Linked DNA regions of Homo sapiens: region 1 is linked to region 2. Evidence: read pairs that join two places in POLR2A ChIA-PET (ENCODE). Cell type or tissue: PC-3. All regions are shown on one strand.

Region 1 (2,500 bases), 180 kb before region 2:
GAGGCGGGTAGGTCACAAGGTCAGGAGTTTGAGACCAGTCTGACCAACATGGAGAAACCCCGTCTCTACTAAAAATACAAAAAAATTAGCTGGGCATGGTGACATATGCCTGTAATCTCAGCTACTCAGGAAGCTGAGGCAAGAGAACCACTTGAACCCAGGAGGCAGAGGTTGCAGTGAGCCGAGATCCCGTCACTGCACTAGGGCCTGGGTGACAGAGTGAGACTCCATCTCAAAAAAGAAAAAAGAAAATTAATCCTTTATCACAAACCCTTGTAGCAGAGTACATCTCCCCGTATATACCAGCATTGTACCTAGGGTGGGTGCATTCCTCCTCTTACTTTCAGGAATGTCCTGAAGTCACTATAGCTATGGAGTAGCTGTTCTTTCACCACTTCACTTTCTTAATAAACTTGCTTTTGCTTTGTACGGCGGGCTTGCCCTGAATTCTTTCTTGTATGAGATCCAATAACCCTCTCTTGGGGTCTGGATTGGGACCCCTTTCCTGTAACATATTTCTGGCGACCACACAAGGGACTATAGTGCAGAAACCCTGACCCAATGGCTACCTTTGGGTAAGTGTTGGGGTTCTGTAACATCTTTCTGGTGAACCTGAAGGGACGATACTGAAGAAACCCTCCAATCCAAAGAAATAGACTGCAGCACTGATTGGGTAACTTTGGGTAAGTGGTGGGGTACCTGGGTAAAGAATGGGATTGGGTTAGAGGCCCAACTTAGGGGAGTTAGAGTCTCTCCTAAGACAGAGTGGGTTAGAAACCCTTCTTAATAAAAGGCAAGGATGCTTGACCAACCTCAGGTTAGAGGCCTGACTTAGGAGGGTTAGAGTCCCTTCTATGATTTGGGGGTTAGAGGTCCCTCTCAGTAAAGTCCCTCTTGGCTAAAAATGTGTTTGGCACCGCAGGCTATGCTCTTTGTATTAATCTGCCTTGTCTTCTTTGCTGCATAAATCAATTTCTTAATTGCTGTGTCTGTTTCACTGTCATTTTCAGCAGACTTTATTTAACTAGTTTTAGGAATTTTAACTTACTCTTTTCCTAAGCGCCTCCCAATTTCCATCCGTCTGCTTGTGATCGAGAAGCACTACGATGAAAATCAGGGGAATTTTATCCTTGCTGTTTCGTTTCACACTAAAAAATCTTCTTTCCTTTCTTGGATTTGGGCAAACTGGCTTTGCTTGTCCAATCCACACTGCTGCTATTGCCCAGACCTGTTTGCTCTGGTCATTCCCATCTAAATCCTCTTCATTTCCCTTTCCTTATTTGACATTTTTGTCGAAGTCCATGTTGTGGTTTATCTAAGATTCATGGCTCGGCTCACTTATGTTATCTGGAAAATGTGAATAAGAGAATTCAATTTTCGGCAGGGATCCCCTCATTAATGCAGCTGGCCTTAATAACCTCTCTTTTTAGTGGAACTCTGCCAGTGGCAATACACTCTCGCAGGCTTGGAACTTTTCTTTCAACATCACCTGCCTCCTTCATGGGAACCATGGCATTGATTCCAAAGAACGCACCACTAGGATGCATTATTGAACATTGGGACCAGTTTAAACTGAATGGGCTTAAGAAGAGAAAACTGGTCGGTTTTTTTTTTTTTTTTTTTTTGAGACGGAGTTTTGTTCTTGTTGCCCATGCTGGAGTACAATGGTGCAATCTCAGCTCACCGCAAACTCCACCTCCTGGGTTCAAGCAATTCTCCTGCCTCAGCCTCCTGAATAGCTGGGATTATAGGCATACACCACCACGCCCAGCTAATTTTCGTATTTTTAGTAGAGACAGGGTTTCACCGTGTTGGTTAGGCTGGTCTCGAACTCCTGACCTCAGGTGGTCCACCCTCCTCGGCCTCCCAAAGTGTTGGGATTACAGGTGTGAGGCACCACGCCCAGTGAAAACTGGTGTTTCTGTGTAATACTGTTTAGCCTCAGTATTATTTGGAAAAACAAGAGAAATGGCCTCCTACTGGAACTATGGCCTTTAATACTATACTTCAACTTATTTTTTTTTGTAAACGGGAGGGAAAATGGTATGAAATACCATATGTTCAAGCATTTTTGCAGCTCAGTCAGGATAAAACCCTGCAGCAGGCATGTGCATGTTTGATGAAAGGAAAAGAAGAAAAAGAGGTAGTCATACTAGATGATCCTTTAATGCAAAACCCCCGGGTTCAGCGGGGAGTTTTGGGTGGAGCAGAACTTCCTTCCATCAGCTGTGAAGGTTCAGATGTGTCAGTCCTTTCTCCCTTCAGTCCACCTGAAAGTTCTATTGAGAACCCTTCGTCCTCTCCTCCTTACAAGTCTAGTCCCATTCTATACCCACCACTCCCTGAGGAACTTAGCCCAGTGAGGACTACTCATAGCGGAGCCTCCCATCAACCTCCAAAGGGAAATCTTTGTCCACTTAGAGAGGTGGCAAATGGGGAAGAATGCACTGTGAGAGTACATGTCCCCTTTTCTATGTCTGATTTGGTTCTATGTAAAGAG
Region 2 (2,500 bases):
ATCTGTAATCCCAGCACTTTGGGAGGCCGAGGTGGGTGGATTGCTTGAGCTTAGGAGTTCGAGATGGCCTGGGAAATGTTGCGAGACCCCCATCTCTATGAAAAGTTAAAAAATTAGCTGGGCGTGGTAGTGCGCCAGTATAGTCCCAGCTACTTGGGAGGCTGAGGCGGGAGGATCACTTGAGCCCCTGGAGATCGAGCTGGAGTGAGCTTTGATCACGCCCCCGCTCTCCATCCTGGGTGACAAAGTGAGTGGTGTCTCCTAAAAAAAAAAGGTATGGAGATTCTGGAGTGGTGCCAGTGGAGTACAGTTTCAGAGAGGGATGGTCAGGGACAGCCTTTCTGCTGAGGTATATCAAGCTCCAAGTGAAAGGAGGGACAAACCATGGGGAAAGCCAGAGAGTGAAGGGCTTGGCATCAGCAGGCTGGAAGTTCCTCCATCTCACTAGTTAGGTGACCTTAGAGAGGTGGCCTTGTAGCATGGCATTCGTATTTGGGACTTGGGAAAAGCATTGTGGTAAACAGCAAAGCATTACCTAAACTTCACATTTCAGTACAGTGTAACAAGGGAGAGCAAACTAAAGAGACACAGAAGAGTCTTTTTTTTTTTTTAAGATGGAGTTTCATTCTTGTTGCCCAGGCTGGAGTATAATGGCGCGGTCTTGGCTCACTGCAACCTCCGCCTCCCGGGTTCAAGTGATTCTTCTGCCTCAGCCTCCTGAGTAGCTGGGATTACAGGCACCATGCCTGGCTAATTTTTTTTTTTTTTTTTTTTTTTTTGTATTTTTAGTAGAGCCGAGGTTTCACCATGTTGGCCAGGCTGGTCTCGAACTCCTGACCTCAGGTGATCTGCCCACCTCGGCCTCCCAAAGTGTGGGGATTACAAGCGTAAGCCACCGTGCCCAGCCAGTATTCATCTTTGCTTGCTTTTGTAGTATTATTCATTTAAGATTTTGTATTTGTTTATGCTTTTCTTTCTCCAACATCTTTTTCTTTTCATTTAGTTTGAGTTTTCCTTTTATTAAATAGTTGCAGGCCTTTTGGCTCTCAGTGGAGGCATTTTCTACTCTGTTCCTGTACTCCCTGATTAATTCATTCTTTAAAAAAATCCTCTAAGATTAATATTCATCATGGGGGCTCAGAAAATGAAAGTCTTTTATAGAGTAATTCTAAACTCCAGAATAATTCATTTGTTCTGATGCTTATTAAGGACTTGAAGTTGTTTGTTTGCTCTTTCTGTTTTTATAGCCAAATAAAATTTTGCAATACTCATAATAATATTTGAGTAGAACTTTGTAGTTTACAAAATACTTTCCACACTCACTCACATTTGAACTTTAACAACCCGAGAGCTAGACAACACAGACACTATTGTGCACTTTTACAGATGAGGAAACCTGAGGCTTAGAGAGCAGCGTTTAAATCTGGGTCTTTCTGTGGTGCAAATATGAACATATGAATGAAAAATGCTGAACTGTTTTGTTTTTAACACTTGGGATTACTAAAATGGTATGTTTTTTTAAGCAGTCTCATGAAAGATGTAGATGACTTAAGAAGTATGGATCTATAGGGGATTATGGAGAGAGAGGGTTATATGTCCCTGATCATTGTGAACAGATACCATGGAAATGGCTTACAAAACCCCTTTTTGTGTCATTGTCAGGAGGAGGATATGAATCTAAATACTCCTGGCTCTGATTTTGTGCAGGAATTTTCATTTATTTTTGTCCAGTTACTTAGACTAAGGCTAACAAATATATAGTTTCCTTCTGGGCAGAAACAGAAGTAATCACAAAGTAAAATAAAGCTTCTTAAAAATGCATTGTCCTAGATTTAAAGAATGTTTCCTTAGAAAATGCTATCTTATTTTGAGATCAAAGGTCTTGAAGACTCTTAAAATTTCTAAAGTATTATAGAATCAATAAAAATTAGAACTGGGAAAGTCCTTAGAGATTAACTCTAGAACCGTTAAAATATTTGATCTGGAAGGAACCTTTGAAGAGTCCCAGATCCCCAAATTGTGTGAGGTGAAATTGTATACTGTTGTGTCCTCAGCATCCTGATGGGGCCCATCCAGTCTCTCCATGGCCTCTTGATTATAGGGGCCTCTTATTGCCTCAAGAATAATCCATTCCACAAATACTGTATGATTTCACTTATATGCGATAGCTAGAATAATCAAATGCATAGAGACAGAAAGTAGAATGGTGTTTTCCTGGGCTGGGGGAAGAGAATATGGGAAATTATTGTTTAATGGATACAGAGTTTCAGTTTTGCAAGTTGAAAAGAGTTCTGGAGATAAATGGTGGTAATGGTTGCACAGTATTGTGAACTTACTTAATGCCATTTGAACCACAATTAAAAAAATAAAAACTAAGCAAATGAAGCGGAAAAAAAAAAGAATCCATTCCATTGCTGGACAGCTGTTGGAAAGGCTCTCTATGATGACTCCTATTGGTGTAAGTTTTGTACTCTGTAACCACAAGAACGAATCTAACCCT

The links. Peaks named below come from ENCODE experiments on the same cell type or tissue, not always from the same donor. Only the 100,000 strongest peaks of a DNase experiment are listed, where the experiment ranks them.
Region 1: POLR2A ChIA-PET joins it to region 2 with 5 read pairs; 3 of 35 experiments call an interaction of 5 or more read pairs at or near these places.

The regions. Positions count from the first base shown.
Region 1 is chr10:74,775,746-74,778,245 of GRCh38, forward strand. No RefSeq gene overlaps it. Among named protein-coding and RNA genes, the nearest start is that of KAT6B, 50 kb to the right of the region's middle. In PC-3, no CTCF peak of the experiment used is centred here; no DNase peak of the experiment used is centred here.
Region 2 is chr10:74,952,093-74,954,592 of GRCh38, forward strand. All of the region lies in intron 3 of KAT6B (lysine acetyltransferase 6B), which reads left to right. Among named protein-coding and RNA genes, the nearest start is that of SNORD172, 68 kb to the right of the region's middle. In PC-3, no CTCF peak of the experiment used is centred here; a DNase peak (open chromatin) is centred at 1,359; H3K4me3 peaks cover 698 bases; H3K27ac peaks cover 438 bases.